Linked DNA regions of Homo sapiens: regions 1, 2 and 3 are each linked to region 4. The links are chromatin contacts, found by Hi-C or POLR2A ChIA-PET in ENCODE. All regions are on one chromosome and are shown on one strand. The core of a region is the stretch at or near the end of the contact, and the rest is flanking DNA. Distances in the headings are between cores, read along the strand shown.

What was found. A loop is a pair of places that touch in the nucleus more often than their neighbours do. ChIA-PET counts read pairs that join two places held with the same protein, here RNA polymerase II (POLR2A). Pooled maps may share reads with other maps.
Region 1: a loop to region 4 is called in a map with no recorded cell type, with 14 times the contacts of the local background. The contact joins two enhancer-like sites. A Hi-C loop is called at or near these places in 3 of 37 single-sample maps with no recorded cell type and 5 of 50 pooled maps. POLR2A ChIA-PET finds 5 or more read pairs at or near these places in 1 of 52 experiments (A673).
Region 2: a loop to region 4 is called in a map with no recorded cell type, with 9 times the contacts of the local background. The contact joins two enhancer-like sites. A Hi-C loop is called at or near these places in 18 of 37 single-sample maps with no recorded cell type and 7 of 50 pooled maps. POLR2A ChIA-PET finds 5 or more read pairs at or near these places in 1 of 52 experiments (BJ).
Region 3: a loop to region 4 is called in a map of OCI-LY7, with 6 times the contacts of the local background. The contact joins two enhancer-like sites. A Hi-C loop is called at or near these places in 1 of 168 maps with a recorded cell type or tissue (OCI-LY7), 10 of 37 single-sample maps with no recorded cell type and 9 of 50 pooled maps. POLR2A ChIA-PET finds 5 or more read pairs at or near these places in 1 of 52 experiments (OCI-LY7).

What each region holds. Positions count from the first base shown.
Region 1 is chr13:50,989,834-50,994,708 of GRCh38, reverse strand. It overlaps the pseudogene GUCY1B2. Among named protein-coding and RNA genes, the nearest start is that of RNASEH2B-AS1, 82 kb to the right of the region's middle. Within about 2 kb of position 3,613, at least 12 of the 41 ENCODE cell types and tissues checked have a DNase peak (open chromatin) inside an H3K27ac peak, as active enhancers do.
Region 2 is chr13:50,233,867-50,238,879 of GRCh38, reverse strand. All of the region lies in intron 2 of DLEU1 (deleted in lymphocytic leukemia 1), which reads right to left. It overlaps LOC124900337 (a long non-coding RNA gene), which reads right to left. Exons shown (of 2, transcript XR_007063796.1): 2 at 1-5,013. Among named protein-coding and RNA genes, the nearest start is that of DLEU2, 110 kb to the right of the region's middle. Within about 2 kb of position 1,804, at least 4 of the 41 ENCODE cell types and tissues checked have a DNase peak (open chromatin) inside an H3K27ac peak, as active enhancers do.
Region 3 is chr13:50,892,446-50,897,127 of GRCh38, reverse strand. All of the region lies in intron 1 of RNASEH2B-AS1 (RNASEH2B antisense RNA 1), which reads left to right. Among named protein-coding and RNA genes, the nearest start is that of RNASEH2B, 15 kb to the left of the region's middle. RefSeq lists enhancers at 3,393-3,542, 3,013-3,552. Within about 2 kb of position 3,432, at least 8 of the 41 ENCODE cell types and tissues checked have a DNase peak (open chromatin) inside an H3K27ac peak, as active enhancers do; they include OCI-LY7, where a contact is called at or near this core.
Region 4 is chr13:50,593,162-50,597,631 of GRCh38, reverse strand. No RefSeq gene overlaps it. Among named protein-coding and RNA genes, the nearest start is that of DLEU1-AS1, 68 kb to the right of the region's middle. RefSeq lists an enhancer at 2,656-2,855 and a silencer at 2,956-3,155. Within about 2 kb of position 3,076, at least 3 of the 41 ENCODE cell types and tissues checked have a DNase peak (open chromatin) inside an H3K27ac peak, as active enhancers do; they include OCI-LY7, where a contact is called at or near this core.

The DNA of each region.
Region 1 (4,875 bases), core at 2,364-4,863, 400 kb before region 4:
TGCAAATGACACTTTGCCGTCTGGTTTCTGTGTTTTGTTGTAACAGGTTAAATGAACCCCTGGGCTTAATTTTCCCCCTACTTAGTTCTGTGGCAGCAAAGAAAAGTGACTTCTTTTCATTTCTCAGCTCAAAACTTCTTAAGCCGTGTCTCTTCCTCATCATCCCTTTGAGAATAAAAGTCTAGAAATGAAACACAATCCTGACAAGTTTGGAAAATGTGCTTTTATATTCTTAGTTCAAAGCCAACCCTAAACTTTGAGATTTTGGGTCAAATTTGTTCTCAGAGACGTAAGTTCGGCCTTGAGGCCTATTTCTGTCTTCTTCTAACAGGAATGAATGGCTTCAAGCTCTCATCACTATGGTTCCACTGAACCTTTGCCTGAACAAGAGCCCCAGTGGCTGACACCCTGACTCTGGAGGCTCACCTTGTTTTAAAGGGTGGTGGGAAGGAGAAAGGGAGGAGGAGGGGAAGGCGGAGGGGGAGGGGGAGGGGGGGGAGGAGGAGGAGGAAAAGGAGGAGGAAAGAGACCCAGGCTCTGCAGTTTATAAATCACCCCAGAACACAGCCAGGCTGTGAAAGGCACTCAGCCAGAAGTTGTGAAAGCAAATAATTTTCATTCCCTGCCCTGGGAATTACGTGAAGCAACAGAACAAAAGCTGCATTCCCCAGAGATTTTCTGAATGTAAAATGAAAGGGAAAACATGAAAATCACCGGAAAGGCAGAGTTAGGAAAGCTAAGGAAAGAAGGCAGAGCACAGCCAAGACACCTTTGGCCGGTTCGTCTCCTGCTTCCAGCTGTAGGTGCAGAATACCTTCTGCAAAGAAGAGTGTTGGAAATGTTCTCAGAGGCTATCCCAACTAGGAGAAGCGAGGCATGAGATGGGGCTATGCATCTGCATTTCGTGATGATAAGAAAATAAGTATTTTTTTTGACCTAGACATTAACGAAAATCTTAAGGGCACACAGGAGCTTGTGATCCATTTAAGCTAGTACCTTACTTGTCCCAAGAGGCATTAACTGTCTCAGCAATTCCCAGGAGGGCACAGGCAGGACCTGGCTCTGTCTTCAGCCAATCCCAGGGCCTGGAGACAAAGGGAAAGTGACAAGGGTTGAATTCCTTGCTGCAATCTTTCTAGACAGCAACTGTGTTTGGTGTCTAGAAATGGACAGGTGTGACCTGCAGTCCAGCGGGAAACAGCAAGCTCAGATTAGACAAAGTGCAGAGTCAAGAGATGGGGGTTCTTGCCCAAGCTTTACCACCTGATACACCAGCTATAAAATGGGGTTAGTGACAGCTGCCCCACCTACCTCATAGTTTTATGTGTGCATGTGTGCGTGTGAGAATTCAGTGAAATCTAAGAGCACAAAGATAATGACAATGCTTACAGTAGTAATAACCACAGATGCTCCTCCACTTACGATGAGGGTTCTGTCCAGATAAACCCATTGTAAGCTGAAAATACAAAAATGCATCAGGTTTATATCCTGATAAAATGTTTATATCCTGATAAACCCATGGTAAAGTTGAAACTGTAAATCAAACTAGCTTAACTCAGATGCTCCTTGACACACGACAGGATTACTTCCCAACAAACCCACTGTAGAGTTGAAAAACTGTTAAATCAAACCATCAGGGGACCATCTGTACTAACATTTATGGAGCCTCAAACATGTGCCGGGCACTGGCCCTGCATGCATGTATGTTACACATTACTTCTGCTCCTGACAGCAACCCTATAAGACCACTATTCCAGTCCTTACTTGACAGACAAGGAAATGGGAACTCAGGGAGACTTAGTAGCCCAAGATGGCACCACTGGTGAGCAGCCAAAATAGGGAGCCTAAAGCTCAGTTATTACACCATCAAAAGAGGTGGGAAAGCCTGGTGGTATGGACCCGGGACTAGCTGTGCAACTTTGGCAAAGTTGCTTAACATCTCTGGGACTTGGCATCCTATTTGTAAAATAAGGGTAATCAGAGAACCTGCTGCATAGGGTTGTCATGAAGATTACCTGAGATGTCCACAAAACGCTTAGAGGCAGGGCCGACACTTTGGTAAGTGCTCCTTAAATGCTAGCATTTTAAAATTTTCTTAAATGCTCCTATTGAGTGACTGATCTCCCTGCTTAAGTGGAGGCAAGGAACGATGTTGGAGCTCACGCTCTTGTTACTTTAGTGATACGGTTTCCTTTGAAATCCTTAGCTCTGCTGTGAGTGAGAATCCCATACAGAACGAGGAACCCTGTTATGTGGTAGCATTGCCTGGGAGATAAAGAGCAAAACAGTTGGTGGGGTGGTGGCTTTCTGTTTCATTTTTAGAAAGAAGAAAAGCCAGAGCCTGTGGTTTTAGCCCCCAGCTGGCAGCTTGCTTTGCTTCCTTGGCCCTGATAGAATATGCCAGCTTAATGTTCATTTGTACCGACAACTGCCAGGAATTGTGAAGCAGGTGCTCTCATCCTGGGCTGAAAATGAAGAGAATTTTGCTCAATATTTATTAGGAGTAAAATAATAGTTTCCAGCTTTAAAGGAATGACTACATCTCCCCGCATTTGGTGTCACCCTGGAAACTATTTATTCTTTTGAGTAAACACTGCTGGAGACAAGCTTCAGGTGCCCAAGCAACCTAGCCAGGCTGATGAAGTGCTCTGTGAGCCCCCAGCACTCACTCGCACGGGCACCTTCATTCTCTCTTAGTCTGCTTCTCTGGGTTGGAGGCCTCAGGAGCCCTGGTACCAAGCTGGGTGTGTGAACACTCACTAAGAGGGCAGATTCACTTGAAGGAGGCCTGCACCTCTGCACACATCTGCAAGTGCTAGGCTCTAACACCAGCATCTGGTGGTCTGTCTGATGTCCACCAACCCCCACGTGTGGCTGTCACTCCAGACAACAGACTTGTTTACAAGCAGTGAATGCTTTGCTCAGCAGAGCAGGCAGAATGACCCCAGACCAAGCCCCTCTCAGCCTCAGAATCTTCAAGGATAGGAGCCCTCCCACACCTACAACCTGTCAGTTTCATTTGACTGCCCCCTTACTCCAGCTGCCTCCATCTCAGGCACCTGTTCAGGAGCATGGCAGACCAGGATCCCAGCAGATGGCTGGTCCTGCAGGCTGAGGACTGACAGACTCATTCGCCTGTGGCCCACAGAGACAGGCAGACATTGTCATTAGGAAGAATTGAAAACATTGTTCACTGCCCCTTTCCAGTGGGGCACAGAACTTAATCCCATGGCCTCTACAGCAGCCTGCGCCCCTCCTCTCAGCCTCTCCACATCAAGCCTTCCAGGCAACATTGGATCGTGGAGGTGAAGTTCACGGATGTGTGTGGAGGAGACAACAATGTGTCGGGTGTCCCCTCTGTCTCCCTGTCTTCTCCTTCGTGGACATCTGGAGACAGTTCTTGGACGCTCAGGGCTGGCCAAGGCCTGGAGTCTCACTCTTCCTCTGGGCTACGAGGACCTGCTTGTTCTTTACAATCACCCGTTCTCCCCCGCCCTTTCTTTTTCACCCTTTCTCTCTTTTCCAACTCCCCTTCAGCTCGAGTTGTGTGTGAGAGAAAGAAGGCGGCTCACGTGCCCGGCTGAGGAATGAGATCATTTCTCTCCCCGTGTAGCGGGCTTGCTGTCTGCTGGTCAGGGTTACTGGGAGAAAGCAGGCCAGCTCGCTCTCCACAGAGAGCCATCTGGCTCCAACAGACTCACGCGGATGCTAATCTATTGGTTTCTTTTTCTTTTATTCTTTCATTCTTTCTTTTTGTTTGCTCCCAAGGAACACTTCATCTGCAGCTGTAAATTCAGACCTGGCCCCGTGAAGGCGAGCGTTCATTCATGCACTTATTTATTCCTGCATTATGCCCCCTCGCCCCCTCTCCTCTGGTAGGTGTCAGGAAGCCATTGTTATCATTGGTGGGTCTATGTCATTTTAATGTCAGGGCTGTACTTTCAAATGGAAATCAGGCAATTACGCTCCACATGGAGAAATCTGACAGATGCAGAGGTTTTACACCACTGGCCGTGTGGCAGGGACAAAGGCGACCAGGGCTCCCAGGGGACGGTTAAATAAATAGAATATGTTTCAAGAGTGCAGAAAAATTCAAGAATAATTAACTGCCTGATGAGAGTTCATAGATCCTGTGGCTGTTTATCTTCAGAATGTGATAATGATATGTCAACGAACCACTTAACTCATCCTTGTAAAGGCAGCGTTAGAAAACTGATTACAATGTGCATTTACACAGAGGCAGACTGCTCTGTGCATCTGTTTTCCGGTTTCTAAATGCAAAGCTTTGCAGTATTTTAACTTGCTCTGTTTCCCCCTCGCAGGGGTTCTGGTTGGAGAAAGATGGAGGCATGTTCCAAGTCTGATGTCTACCTGATGAAGCACTGTCGTGTCTACATTCACTGTTAGCTAACCACAGTGGTATCTACAGATACCAGTGGTGTGTAATATCAGTGTTATCTAATATCAGTGGTATCCACCTGGGAACTCAAACTGAAAAACATGGTAACTATATCATTGTGGCTATTGTTGGTTGATGCTTGTTTTGCATCAAGCACCCAGCTAATTATTCTCCATAGGTGGCCTCTTATAGTCCCGTGAGTGTGACGTATATAGTATTATTATCCTTGTTTCACAGAGGGGAAACTGAGGCTTGGGGCTAAGTGGAAGAAGTGGCCTTCAGACCTAGCTCTGCCTAACTCTGACCTTAGCTCTCAGCCACTGGGCCCCGGTCCTCTCCAATGTTCCAGCAGGAAGAAAGGTAACTACTCACTCACACCCTGTATAAAGCACTCTCATCATGACAGACACATATAGTTGGTGTGAACTAAACAGGAGAGATCTAATAAAAGTTAAAACTTGATTTTTTTCCCTGAC
Region 2 (5,013 bases), core at 555-3,054, 360 kb after region 4:
TATTATTTTTACTTTCCCAGATAATTACCTTTAACATTATTGGATTTTTCACATACAGTTAGATGATTTTCACACTGATAATTTGGGAATTACATTGCCCCTAAGTTAACCCTTTTCTACCTAAAATTAAATTTTGCTGCTACCCCAAAACATGAGGAAATTGAATGCCCCCAAGGGCTTTGTAGTTCAAGTCATAACACAGTGGTTTAACACCTATAGAACCCCTCTCTGATCTTTTGGGATTATTTTTATCAATAAAGTGAAAAAATGAGGGAGGGAAGAGGGAATACAGGAGAAAGGCATCACACTTTCCTGATATTTCTCAACATAACCAGCAACTACTTTCCATTCCTTTCAATGCAGCCACTAGGCCCTGAAATACAGTGCACAGATGGTGTTAGAAAGGACTCAGGCCTTGTGTGACCTTCCTGGTCAGTGATTCTTCCTGGCCCAAGTCCAAGAAAGACCTCCACCCATGACCGTGAAGTGAAAACTTATCTAACTCAGATACTACAACTCCAACCATCTCCAGGTGAAAGTAGTCCTTTGGACCAAGAGACTACAACCTTTCTCATATGTGATATTTTGTAAGGTGCCAATAATAGGCTCAGCAATGGGGACCCCAGGTCTGAACACAAAACTGTGAAAGAAATTATTGAACTCTGAGAATGTCACCTAATAGAGAGACTGCTGTGCTCAGAGTATGAGACATGGGTCCTAATCCCAACTGTACCACTGATTTGTTGTGTGACAACAGGTGAGTTTATCTGTCCACACTCCAGTTTCCTCACCCGTAGAAAGGGATACCCACCCTGCCAACTTTACCCATATATTATGAAGACAAGTTAGCAGATGACTTAGTGCTTAGAAAAGTTAAAGCACTTGGAAATGAAACACATTAGTATGCAGTCTCCTTCCCCATCCCCTTTCTACATCTCATTTTGTGTTTCTCTTGCTGAACCTCTCCAAGAAACCCTCTTAAGCAATGAAAGCAAAGCCTTCTCTTTGAGCATCAATTCTGTAATCCTCCAACTGTATTTGGAAGGGAAACAAATTCTCCACCATGTTAAAGGCCTGTTTGTCCTCCTCTTCCCCCTAACAAAAAGAAAAATTGCAATAACTATCACTATTAATATATATATATCACTATGTTTGTCACTATTAAGCATATATCAAGTAAGTGACTTGCATTGTCTCATTTGATCTCCACAAAAACCCTCTTTGATAAGTATGAGTAGCCCCATTTTACCAATGAGGAGACTGAAAATGAGTTTAAATAATATGCCCCATTCAAACATCCTAGGGACTTCCAAATCCCAGTGGTGGAAGAAGGAATCCCTTCATGTCAGAATTTCGGGCACTCTAGCAAGCCTGAAATCATGTTAATAGCAAGTTAGAGAACTTTAGTTGGAGGATTGGAAGGCTTGCTTTTCTGCATTATCCTTCAAACCTCCCCTCAGGGAGCACCTATGAAAATAAATCAGTTCCAGAGTTCTCACCCAAACTGCTTTCAGGTTAGACAGCCAAGGATTCCAGAACAAAAGTATCCAGTGCAATTTAAAAAGGGGAGAGGCACACAACAGGGAAGCATGTCAAAGTGTGCACAAACAAGCTCGCCCTCCACCACCAGGCGTATTTACAAGTGACCACGTAAATTGTGATTTAACGGTCCAGCATGTGGTATAAAATGTCAGCAACTTTCACAGAGAGAGAAGTCTGGTTTTTACACCCACACAGCACTGTACACTTGACTTGAGCGCCCCGAAAATTCCCCTAAGCATTTTTATCATTACGTATCACTCGTATCACTACACAGTTTAGTCAGCCAAACCATATCCTTTTCCAGCTTTAGATAAATTGCCTTCTGACAAACTGCACACAGACAAAATATCACGAAGTCCCCAAGTTGTAATCTCTACCCTGTTTTTCTACAGAGATGAGTAAGATTTTCCTATTTAGTTTTTTTAAGTACATAAGCAGCAGATGCATGTAATATACGAATATTGTCATTAGTGTGTTTACTCGCTTTCTTGAAATATATCTGAGTTTTATCACTACCTTCGCCCAGATTATGCCACTTGCCACAAGAAAATTACTGCACAAAGACATATTGGTTTAAAAAAAGAGGTGGTCATTTGCCTTTTCTGAACTCTCATTATAATGGATAAAGCTTTAGCTGTACTTTTGGGGAAAATGAACATCATCAAAAAGTGTAAGCCTTGTCATTTTTACCAAATGTCATTTTTACCGCTTTGTCATTTTTACCAAACTTACAGTCAACATTTAAACAAATCTTTTAATATACTGTAGAGAAGCGAACTTTATAAACCATTACAAAATGTTTAATCAGAATTCATTTTAGCCAATCTAGTAAGAGGTCAGCTCAGTTTTCTGTGCTGTAACAAAGCTACGTCTATTTTTAAGAGAATACAGTAACTAATACTTTATTCATCCAGCTAATATTAAACTTATGTTCAATAGCTATTAAGAAACATACTTAAGACTACGACTGCAGGTAGAAAAACACACACACAGTTTCTAAATACCCTGTACTTATTAGAGTTGCTAATCCAAAAAAAGTATTTGTCATGTAAATGAATATACACAGCTCTTTGTCAAGCTAACGAAACTTGTGATAAGTAACACACACACACAAACACACACACACTGGCAAAGCTAGCAACCACTGGCCAAGTAAACCAACAATAGAGCTAAGAACAGCAATAGAAATATCCCCGGACACCTAGTACCTAATAGTGCCCAGTGAATGGTAGAAACTCTGTGTTTGTTCACAAATACTAATGGGTTTTAACCTAATAGAAATGTCTTCGGGAGAATTGTAAATATGTTGGACATCAGAAGTAGGTCAGAGGCATCAATGTTGAACATTTTTCACATCACAGTTTTATTGTTTTAATTTCCTACTTGAAATTAATATACTACTTTTTGAAATTAGTGTTACGCCAGATGCTGAGTTTATTTTCACATCTTAAGTGTATGAGTTTTACTTTCAGTTTTTACCTAACGAGACACATGTCTTGATCAATATACATTAGTTCACGCAGTTGTCTACAAAGCCAGGTGCTTTCAAAATGATTATATTCTATATTTGTAGAGTACCTTAAGAGTTTTCCATTGCTTTCATGCCCATTATCTCATTTAATGCAAATAACAACCATGTGCATGAGAAGGACAGCATTATTGTCCCTGTTTTACAAGTAGGAAATGAGATCCAGAGAAGTCAAAGTGTCTGGGCCAATGTCACAGAAGTAATGAGTGGCGAAAGTGGGACTGGAATCTAGGCCTTCAGGGTTTTCCTTCAACATGCCACCCATACATAGTGCAACAAAACTACAAACCATAAAATTAATCCCAGAGAAGCTATTTCTACTATACCTCCATTCATTCAACAAGTGTCAGTCTAGCACCTACTATGCCAGATGCTGAACCAGAAAGAAAGATAAAAGCTCAACAACTCTACATGCTTTTTCAGGTGCTTTGTCTCTTTCTTGTTATCGTCATTTCCAGGAGTAGCCTGGACTTTCCTGCTTAAATTGTCCAAAGTAAATGTATTAGTCCATTTTCACACTGCTGATAAAGACATACCTGAAACTGGGAACAAAAAGAGGTTTAATTGGACTTACAGTTCCACATGGCTGGGGAGGCCTCAGAATCATGGCAGAAGGCAAAAGGCAGTTGTTTTTTTTTTTTTTTTTTTGAGACAGAGTCTCACTCTACCGCCCAGGCTGGAGTGTAATGGTGCGATCTCAGCTCACTGCAACTTCTGCCTCCTGGGTTCAAGTAATTCTCCTGCCTCAGCCTCCTGAGTAGCTGGTATTAAAGGCATCTGCCACCACACCCAGCTAATTTTTGTATTTTTAGTAGAGATGGGGTTTCACCATGTTGGTCAGGCTGGTCTCGAACTCCTGATCTCGTGATCCACCTGCCTCAGCCTCCCAAAGTGCTGGGATTACAGGCATGAGCCACCGCGCCTGCAAAAGGCACTTCTTACATGGTGGTAGCAAGAGAAAACTGAGAAAGAAACAAAAGTGGAAACCCCTGATAAATCCATCAGATCCTGTGAGACTTATATACTATCATGAGAATAGCATGGGAAAGACCAGCTCCCATGATTCAATTGCCTCCCCCTGGGTTCCTCCCACAACATGTGGGAATTCTGGGAGATATAATTCAAGTTGAGATTTGGGTGGGGACACAGCCAAACCATATCATTCCACCCCTGGCCCCTCCAAATCTCATGTTCTCACATTTCAAAACCAATCATGCCTTCCCAACAGTCCCCCAAAGTCTTAACTCATTTCAGCATTAACCCAAAAGTCCACAGTCCAAAGTCTCATCTGAGACAAGGCAAGTCCCTTCCACCTATGAGCCTGTAAAATCAAAAGCAAGCTAGTTACTTCCTAGATACAATGGGGGTACAGGTATTGGGTAAATGCAGCCATTCCAAATGGGAGAAATTGGCCAAAACAAAGGGGTTACAGGGCCCATGCAAGTCCTAAATCCAATGGGGCAGTCAATTTTTAAAGCTCCAAAATGATTTCCTTTGACTCCAGGTCTCACATCCAGGTCACACTGTTGCAAGAGATGGGTTCCCATGGTCTTGGGAAGTTCCACCCCTGTGGCTTTGCAGGGTACAGCCTCCCTCCTGGCTGCTTTCACAGGCTGGCGTTGAGTGTCTGCAGCTTTTCCAGGTGCACAGTGCAAGCTGACGGGACATTCTGGGGTCTGAAGGATGGTGGTCCTCTTCTCGCAGCTCCACTAGGCAGTGTCCCAGTAGGGACTTTGTGTAGGGGACTCAAACCCCACATTTCCCTTCCGCACTGCCCTAGCAGAGGTTCTCCACGAGGACCCTGCCCCTGCAGCAAACTTCTGCCTGGGCATCCAGGCATTTCCATACATCTGAAATCTAGGCGGAGGTTCCCAAACCTCAATTCTTGACTTCTGTGCACCCACAGGCTCAACACCACATGGCAGCTGCCAAGGCTTGGGGCT
Region 3 (4,682 bases), core at 2,183-4,682, 300 kb before region 4:
CAGGATCTCATTCTTTTTTATGGTTGAATAATGCTCCATTGTGTGCATGTACCACGTTTTCTTTATCTATTCATCTGTCTATGGACACTTAGGTTGCTTCCAAATCCTGGCTATTGTGAATTGTGTTGCAATAAATATGGGAGTGCAGATATCTCTTTGATATACTGGTTTCCTTTCTTTTGGGTCTATACTCAGCAGTGAGATTGCTGGATCATATGGCAGCTTTATTTACAGCTTTTTTTAGGAACCTCCAAGCTGTTCTCCACAGTGGTTGTACTAATTTACATTCCCACCAACAGTGTGTAAGTGTTCTCTTTTCTGCACATCCTCGCCAGCATTTGTTATTGCCTGTGTTTTGGATAAAAGCCACTTTAACTGGGGTGAAATGATATTTCATTGTAGTTTTGATTTGCATGTCTCTAATGATCATGATGTTGAGCACCTTTTCATACACCTGTTTGCCATTTGCATGTCTTCTTTGGAGAAATGTCTATTCAGATCTTTTGTCTATTTTTAAATTGGGTTATTAGATTTTTTTCCTGTAAAGTTGTTTGAGCGCCTTACATTTCCTGGTTATGAATTCCTTGTCAGTTGGGTAGTTTGCAAATATTTCTGTGGGTTTTCTCTTCATTCTGTTGATTGTTTTCTTTGCTGTGCAGAAGCTTTTTAACTTGATGTGATCTACAAAATGCTTTAAAAATCAGCCAGAGATTTCTAAATTTGAGGATGGAGAAAAGAAACAAGTGTCTGTTCTTAAGTAGGTCAAGGATATATTGAAAATGACATTTCAAAGACTTCTTTAGCAGCAACGTTCATAATTAAGCATTTAATATGGATTCTTTATAAAATAAAAGTTCATCTTGCTATTTGTGCTTTTTTATATTAAAATATAGGGTGTTTTGTTAACTGATTACTTGATTATTTTAGAACATGCTTAAGAAGCCTAAGTATAATCAGATAACCTCAACATCAGTAGGACAACTGATGCTGAACCTTAACTTGGAGCTTTAAACTCTTTTCCAAATGGTTTGTCCTTTAGATTTTCACTGCATCTAAGCACTGTGAGCTAGTTATTTCTCAGAAAACACCAATAACAGTAATAACAGCTAATATGGCAAAAATGAAAAATTCAGACGACTTAACTATACAGTGTTTATATAATGTTCATGTGCCATTGAGAAGGGGTGCTGGAAATGAGTTTTCAGCCTCAGTGTACCAGGACAGCAGGTCGAGCACAGAACTGAAGCCTTGGGCTCTGTCCTATCTCTAGGTCTAGTCTATTGCTTTCTTAGTCAAGTCATTTCCCCATTGTAGGTTTACCTAAAAAGAGGGGATTAAGCTGAATAAACTAAAAGAAAAAAAAAAAAACACAACATTTTTTCAGCTCAAACTTTATAAAACTACATTTGTTCATGTTTTGGGAGTTCCAGCATGAGCCTAGCTTGACATCGTAGGGTATAACAGGGCCTATTTTTCAGGTGGGTAGGAAAAGTCTAGTTGCATAATGATAGAATTATCTTGGGAGAATAACCCACTAAAAGAAGCTCACACCCTTGGGTCAACCACAGTGCTCTAGCACTGGAAAAAGAGGACAACATTGAGTTATATTGTTTACTACTTAGAGCTTCTTCTGGCCCAGTCCCTGGGATTAGTAGTTAAATTCTAGGAAAATTTCAGAGACATTGGAGTACAAATTACTCATAAGACCACTTAAATTAATTAAGTAGTTTCACCTACGAGGAATCAAAATACCTGACTCAAGCTTGTGTATGCAATAAGAACATTTATCTACATAACTGGATTTCAAAGGTAGGGCAGCATTAGTTTCATCCTAAGACTGGTTCTCCTTGTGCTCGCAATATGGCTGCCAGTGGCCATGGGGGATATATACTTCCTGGTATACAATGTAACATGAAATATGAGTCCTTGTTTTTATTCTGCTTATTTCATCTCGGATTATGGTGCCCATCCCTGTACTAATCTCAGGGGATGGAAGACTGCCATTGGCTTCACCTAATTAGGTTCTATCACCAGTGATCCAGATATGGTCAGTTTCCTCTGAGGTATTTGGAAAATAGGTAGTTTTCTGAAAATTACTTTGGTTCTCTAAAGTACTAATGAATATTTTGCAGAAAATGAACACCTTCCATGACTCTCACCCACTGGTGTCTGGGCTGGTGGGACAAGAGAGCATCTGCTGTTTGATGAAATAAATTTATGTTGAGGTTATCAGAGCAGGAGGTTGTTGACAAGCACGGGTGTCTATAATGGTCTTGTAAGAGCTGAAAGTGTTACTGGCGGTGAATCTGTATAGGTCTGCAGCAACAATTCTTACCTTCTCAGAAGAAAGAATTTGGCTCAGGGGCATAAGGCAGAGTGAGAGACTGAGGCAAGTTTTAGAGCAGTGGTGAAAGTGTATTAAAAAGCTTTAGAGCAGGAATGAAAGGGAGTAAAGTACACTTGGAAGAGGGCCAAGCAAGCAACTTGGGAGATCAAGTACACAGTTTGACCTTTTGACTTTGAGTTTTATATGCTGACATACTTACAGGGTCTTGGGTCCCCTCTCCCCTGATTCTTCCCTTGGGGTGGGCTGACCACTTGTGTGCTAGTGCTTGGGAGGGGCCGCATGCGCAGTGTGTTTACTGGAGTTGTACACATGCTTACTTGAAGCACTCTTCTCTTACCAGTTGATTGCTCCTAGAAGGTCATATACCAGTCAAACTCTGCCATTTTGCCTCTTAGTGTGCATGCTTGAACCCACTGGCCCAACTCCTGAGATCTTATCCGGAAGCTGCTGATCACCAGTTTCAGGTGTTTTCTATCTATTGGGAGGCTGCCTTTCCCTGGCATCTGGGTTTCTCATTCACTGCTATTGACTTGGGCCGAAATTACATGTTCCATGCAGCTGGAAGGAAGTTGCCTAAGAAAAGCTATCAAACACTTGTGAGGATTGGAGACTACAGCAAATCCACAAGTGATGAACCTGCTGGCTAGTTCAAGAAAATTCAAGAAATATATTTGGACAGACCTCTAGAGATTTGGCTAAAATAAAGAAGAGCAGACACTTAAAAAAGTATTTTTTCTTTGATTTGTGGTATAATTTTAAATCATGAATCTAACCCATTTCTTGATAGGTGGGTTTGAACTACAGAAATTCTAGTTCAACTTTTACCTCTTCTGAAGGCATCATTTTAATGTTAATGCATGTTGATATATGTCTCCTTTCTTTAGCAATAGGACTTCCTTGAGCTGATTAGAGTAGCTGTGCCATCTGCAAAAACTCTACCTTAATGCATCTACTTTAAAACCTTGAAAACCTTAATGCATCTACTTTGCATGTAAACAGGGAGCATGGCTGTGGCCTAACTGAATTTCAATGCCTGTAAGTGTGGTTTCCTGAAAAAGAAAATGAAACCCTGTCTCCATGTCTTCACAGCATGCATACTTTTTTTTTTTTTAAACTGTGCATCTGAGTCACACTGAACAACTCTCTTTCTACTCCAAAGGGGGAAAATAAGTTAAATTTATGTTTCATGCCTGTAAGGCATTTTAAAGTTAATCGGGCCCTTTGGGCCTAATTTAATTTGTGTAAGATTGCTGTTGATGATTAGAATAGCTATTTAAGATTTTTGTTAACAGTCTGTTATGTGGACTTAATGGAAGCACTCCAAAAGCAGTCTGTTCACTTTCCCCTGTCAAATTCAGGTTACAGAGCCTTCACAGATGTGAGTAGACATCAATACGAAAAGGGGATAGAACACAAATTAAAATCAGAAGTGTACTCAAACTGCCAGTGTTGAGCTTTGGTTAAAAACATCTGTCACATAAAAGCAAACACTCAGAGCCGTTACGTCTTGTAACAGTTGTCTTTATTTTTCATATCTTTGGCATTTTCATCATTTCATGTTAGTGCTGTCTTTGGAATTTTTCATACAAGTGATTGCTTTTTTTAACATCACTGATTTCTCTACACAAACATTTGTAAGGCTTTTGTCTCAACACTACAAAGAGAGAGAATATCAAGCAGAGCTGGAATTTGAATGGTCTCGTAGAATCTGAAAAATGCTAAATGACGAGTTAATGGGTGCAGCACACCAGCATGGCACATGTATACATATGTAACTCACCTGCACATTGTGCACATGTACCCTAAAACTTAAAGTATAATAATAATAAAAAAAGATTTTACTTTAAAAAAAAAAAAAAAGAAAAATCGGCTGACCAACGCAGAGCACTTTAGCGAAGTGAATGTATTTGACTCATTCTGGCCAACATTAGATCAAACTCTCCCTTTGATTCCTGCTACAAGGTTATTTTTCATCGTTTCAAAATTTACAGCTACCATTCTTATTTTACAGATGTCAGTGATCATAAGAAGCCCAGGTCTCCCTTCGGTACTATCAAGGAGATTTCAGGATGCTCTTGAGTCACTTTCCTGATATTTGTCATAAATCACATCTATTTTTTTCAGAGTTAAGATTTTATTTCTCTCATTACTTTGTTTCATAGCTTTTACAATTTCATTCCTTTATTCTGTTTTCATTTTCTGTTTTCCAGGCGTTGTATTTCAAAACCATGGCCCTTCTATTTCCTCTTTCTTATTGTTTTTCTCTTCCATGTTCACTTCTGCCTTCCTTAATTTTCTTTCCCTTCCTTTACTCTCATTTCTTTCACAGAGTGAG
Region 4 (4,470 bases), core at 1,827-4,326:
TTCTAAAAGTAACTCGTGTCAAAAGCAAAAGACTAGGCACTGGGAAAGCATTAAAAACACGTACAATATGGCAGCTCAGGACCACCTGGAGAAACCTAGAATCACTAGTGGGCCCACGCTCCCATTGGAGAGGCCCCAATATTTACTCTGAGGCGAGTTGAGGTTGGTGGCAGTTAACACAAATTGAGTGCCACCATGTGCCACGTTTCGTTCTAAATGCAAATTCCTTTCCTGACCTATGTCCCCATCACCTACATCAGCTCCCCAGCCTCCTCTCTGAAGCCTCCCTACCCCACCTCATCCCAGAGGATCTTGCATGTAAGGCAAAGTGTTCTTTCCCACTTTATTTAAGCCAAGAGAGACACAGGCCCACACCAATCAGTGACCTCCCTGCTATTAGCTCTTGCCTGTGTTCCTCTGTGCATTGGTGAAGGAAGAAGCCCTGGGTCCCTATCTTATGATGTCCCAGCCTTTCCTTTGCCTGCACCAGCTCACAGTGGAGCCAAGCAGGGCTGTAAGTCTAGCAGACCCCTCACTGGAGTTGAGTAATTTGCAACCTTGCCCTGATTTAATCTGCAATCCAATTTGCTACTTACTCTCCCCAAGCTCTTATCAACGGTTTACATTTCCATGTGCCTTTTCTGTGCTGTATATCTGTGTTTTCAATTATGTCAGCCCAGGTGAATTAGCCTTCCATTGTTCAAGGTCAAACCTCAAGTTGTTATTTCCTGCCTATACAGCTAGTCCCTTTCCCCTCTATCCCTCTGGGGCAGTTTCTCAATTGTCGCTGGTGTTCCCAGATCCTATCTCCATCAGGTTTCATCTGTGAATTTAATTATGAAGCTATGCCCTATTTGGCTTATTTCACTCCATGGTCCAAACGTTTATTATGCATCCATTCTCCACAGGCACCCTGGTTCCACAGATATGCTAGGCATGCCCTCCGCAGCCATATGAAAATGAAAAGTTAGGAGTCCCAAAAAGGAACTAAATGCGCCTAATTTTGTTCATATTGTTGAGTCCCTTCACCTGACCAGCAAACCCTTTGATCCTGCACTTAGGCGCTTCCATGGCCACAGAGGGCTCTTCTAGCACAGGGATTGTACAGTTGTTAAAGCAAAAAGAAGGCAGAAAAGGCTAATCCAGAGCAACTCTTGAAAGCAGCCCCAAGGAGTCTTCCAGAAAAGCCTTGGTCTGCCTTCCTCCCAGGGGCTCAGCTCCAGCTGCACTTTACCTCTGCAGGTGGAGGCTCCCAGCAAGGCTCTGCTGAGGGCACTGCTGTGGCTCCCCTGCTCACACTTGGGGTCCTGTGGCTGAGTCTAGCCTTTCTTCCTCCTGCACACTGCCTGCCCCATCGCTTTGACAGAGGGGAGCCCCTCAAGTGCATCTTTGGAGGGGACAAGACACTGCTTGATATCCTGAAACATAAAGAGGCAGCATGCATCACTCAGCCACATAGCCCACATGTCACTTCTATCAGTGAAGCCTTTCAGTTTCCACCCTTGTGCTCCTGGCAAATGTGATGGCCCCGATGGCTCTTTGCTCAGTGTGATGGCCCCAGGCACCCTTTGCTCATCTTATGTTCACTTAAGTGGCTGACTGTCCCACGAGTAGAAGCCGGGAGCAGGAGCCACAGTATCTCAGTGATCTTTGTGTCCTCCACCTCTTACCTAGAACATAAGAGGTCCTCGGTAAGTTTATCAAATGACTCCCTGAACAAATGCACATTAGGGAATGTAAATCTTCTTTTCAGATACTGCTCTTGTCTCATCCACCAGTTGCCTTTAAGCAAGTCATTGGTTTTCAATTTGTGTGTGTGTGTGTGAACAAAAAGCTTCTTCACACCAAGTCTTACTTGGAAGACCCTGGCCCCCCAATATATAACATGATAATAGTGAAGTTCATCTTGTTCACATAAAATGGGGAGGCCGTGGGAGCCTCAGTACCACCCACTTGCCATCCCCTCAGCTAAAATCCTCCACATATATAAGTTCTTTTACTTTTCTCTGACTCAAGCCAAATCTTTCTCCCCTCGTGGCAGCTTCTCTCTGATCATCCCAGCCACGGGGGCCCTGCCCGTTTCTGAACTCCTAGGAGTCCTACTGTGTACTCTTGTAACATATACAGAGTTTGTACCAATGAACACTCACATTCACTAAGTCTTGCTGAAGGCCAAGTCCAGTGACATGCACTTTACATACTTATCTCATTTAATCCTCAGGGCAATCCTAGGAGGTATATACTCTCACTATCTCCACTTTACTCATGAGAAAATAGAGGCTCAGAGAGGTTAAGCAATTTGCCAGGGTCATATAGCTATGAACTAGCAGCACTAGGATTTAAACCCCGAGCTAACCCATTTACTGTTTCTACTTTTGATGTGCCATTATTTGATCTTTTCAAGTATATTGTGAACTGAATTGTAGAAACTGCATCTCTACTTCTTTCTCTTGTTGCCCGATTTTTAATACAATGCCTTTAGCAAGAGTATAATTAATAATTTCAGATTAACAAATTCCCCAAAGTATATTGTATCTTTCCTCACTTCTGCCTCCTCTAACATCTGTCTGGCTAGAGGCTGTCAGCTGCTGCATTGGCTATGGTCTCACTTTCTTTCTTCCCCGAAGAAAATTGTCTTTCTGAAGCCTGCAAAGGAAGTCTCCACTGCTGAAAATATTAAGCACTTTCTCCAAAGGCTGGAAGCTAAGCAGGAGTTTCACAGGAGGGAAAAAACAACAGTGACCCCCTCAAATGGAGAGGGGAGGCTCAAGACAGGAAATCGAAGGTAAGGTCAGAGCAGCTCCAGGGAGCAGGGAGATGGACTGAAAGTGAGACTATTTAGATTTTTACCATTTGGGACTCTCCCTGCAGTTTAACTTGACTACATTTTAAAAACAGCCAAGTAGTGAAAGCCCTGCTCTCTGTGAACTCTGGCCTCTCTGCCTGTTTGGGATGTCAGAGAAAGGCTGCACTTTGTGTGAGGCAGCCCCAAGGGGCCACCCGGTGGCCTAGGTGGGGTGATTGATTGGGAGAAGTCCCAGGGGCACCGCCTTCCCGCCACTGCCTTGCACCTGCACTGCGGATAAACAGAGGCTGTGGTCTGCAGGCCCCCCCCCACCCGCCCCCGCCTGACCTACCCCCAGCCTTCGCCTCCTCTGGGCCTCACCCCATGGGGCCCTCTTACTTGAAAATTAACCACAGGCTTAAAGTGAAAAGAGAAGAGGCCTACACTGGCCCAAAGCATAGGCAAGTGAAATAGACAGCAAATAGAGCCACAATAATGCAGGCACCTCTGCACTCGAATAATGCAGGCACCTCTGCACTCGAATCTTAGAATCTGTTCCCTCTCATGAAACTCAATTCCAGTTTTTTTGGCCTTTACTACGGTATATGTCACAAGATTGCCAAAATGTCAGATGGTTAACCACCTTTCATTCTGATTGCTGATTTGAAAAGTTTAAAGTTAATTGGGGATTTCAACAGAAGTCTTCTTTATCTTAAAGTATTTGAAACATTTATCTTTTCTTTGGAAATATAATAAATAGTCTTCAATACCAATATATTTACAACATACTTAATAACTAATCAAATTTTCTCTTTAATGACCTTTGCACTATGCACATGAGCAATGTCTTTAAAAACAAAACACACGCACAGGCATGCACACCCACAGAGCAAAACATGCTTTGAAAAAGGAAAGCAAGAGACAGGGAATAGACATGGTTAGGTGACTGTGCACACGGTTGTGCTTTCTGACTGAGACAAAAAACAAAATTGTTTTTAAGATATATATATTCTATTATTGTACTATGCACTAATGAAAGTTGCTATTGTTATAGATAGATACAAAAACTTAACACAAAACCCTTAGTAAGTGCTGAATTTAAAATGTTCAATGTTGCCTATCAATTTCCTGAGTCTCCTAAGACCTAAATCATATGGATAGCTTTTTGCCCTGCATCCTTTACTTCTTTCTCTTTCTTTAGAAAAATCAGAATAGATTATGCCACATATGGAGTTAAAAAAACACATAGTCTGAAGGAAAGTTGTCTGCAGAGAGAGAAAACAAATAAATAAATAAGTCTACAAATAAACCCAACAGCAAAAGCCACCACAAGTAAGTTGAAAGCAAGTCAACTAGAAAAAAATTGCAGATTGTATCACAAGGGATTCATTTCCTTTATACATAAAGAACTCTGACAAATCACTAAAAAAAACTTCAACAATCCAATGTAAAAAATGAGCAAAATAAATAAACGAACAGCTCACAGAAAATGAACTGAATGTAGCCATTTAAAGTATGAAAAGATGCTTACTCCTCTCAAATGGAAAGACTGAAAAAGAAGAATGTTGGGGGAATAAGCTTATGAGGGGTGAGAAGATATAAAACCTTTACAGAGGATAATTTAGCCAAATATGTCAAAATTGCAAATGCATTTACTCTTTGACCTAGAAATCCCAATTCTAGAA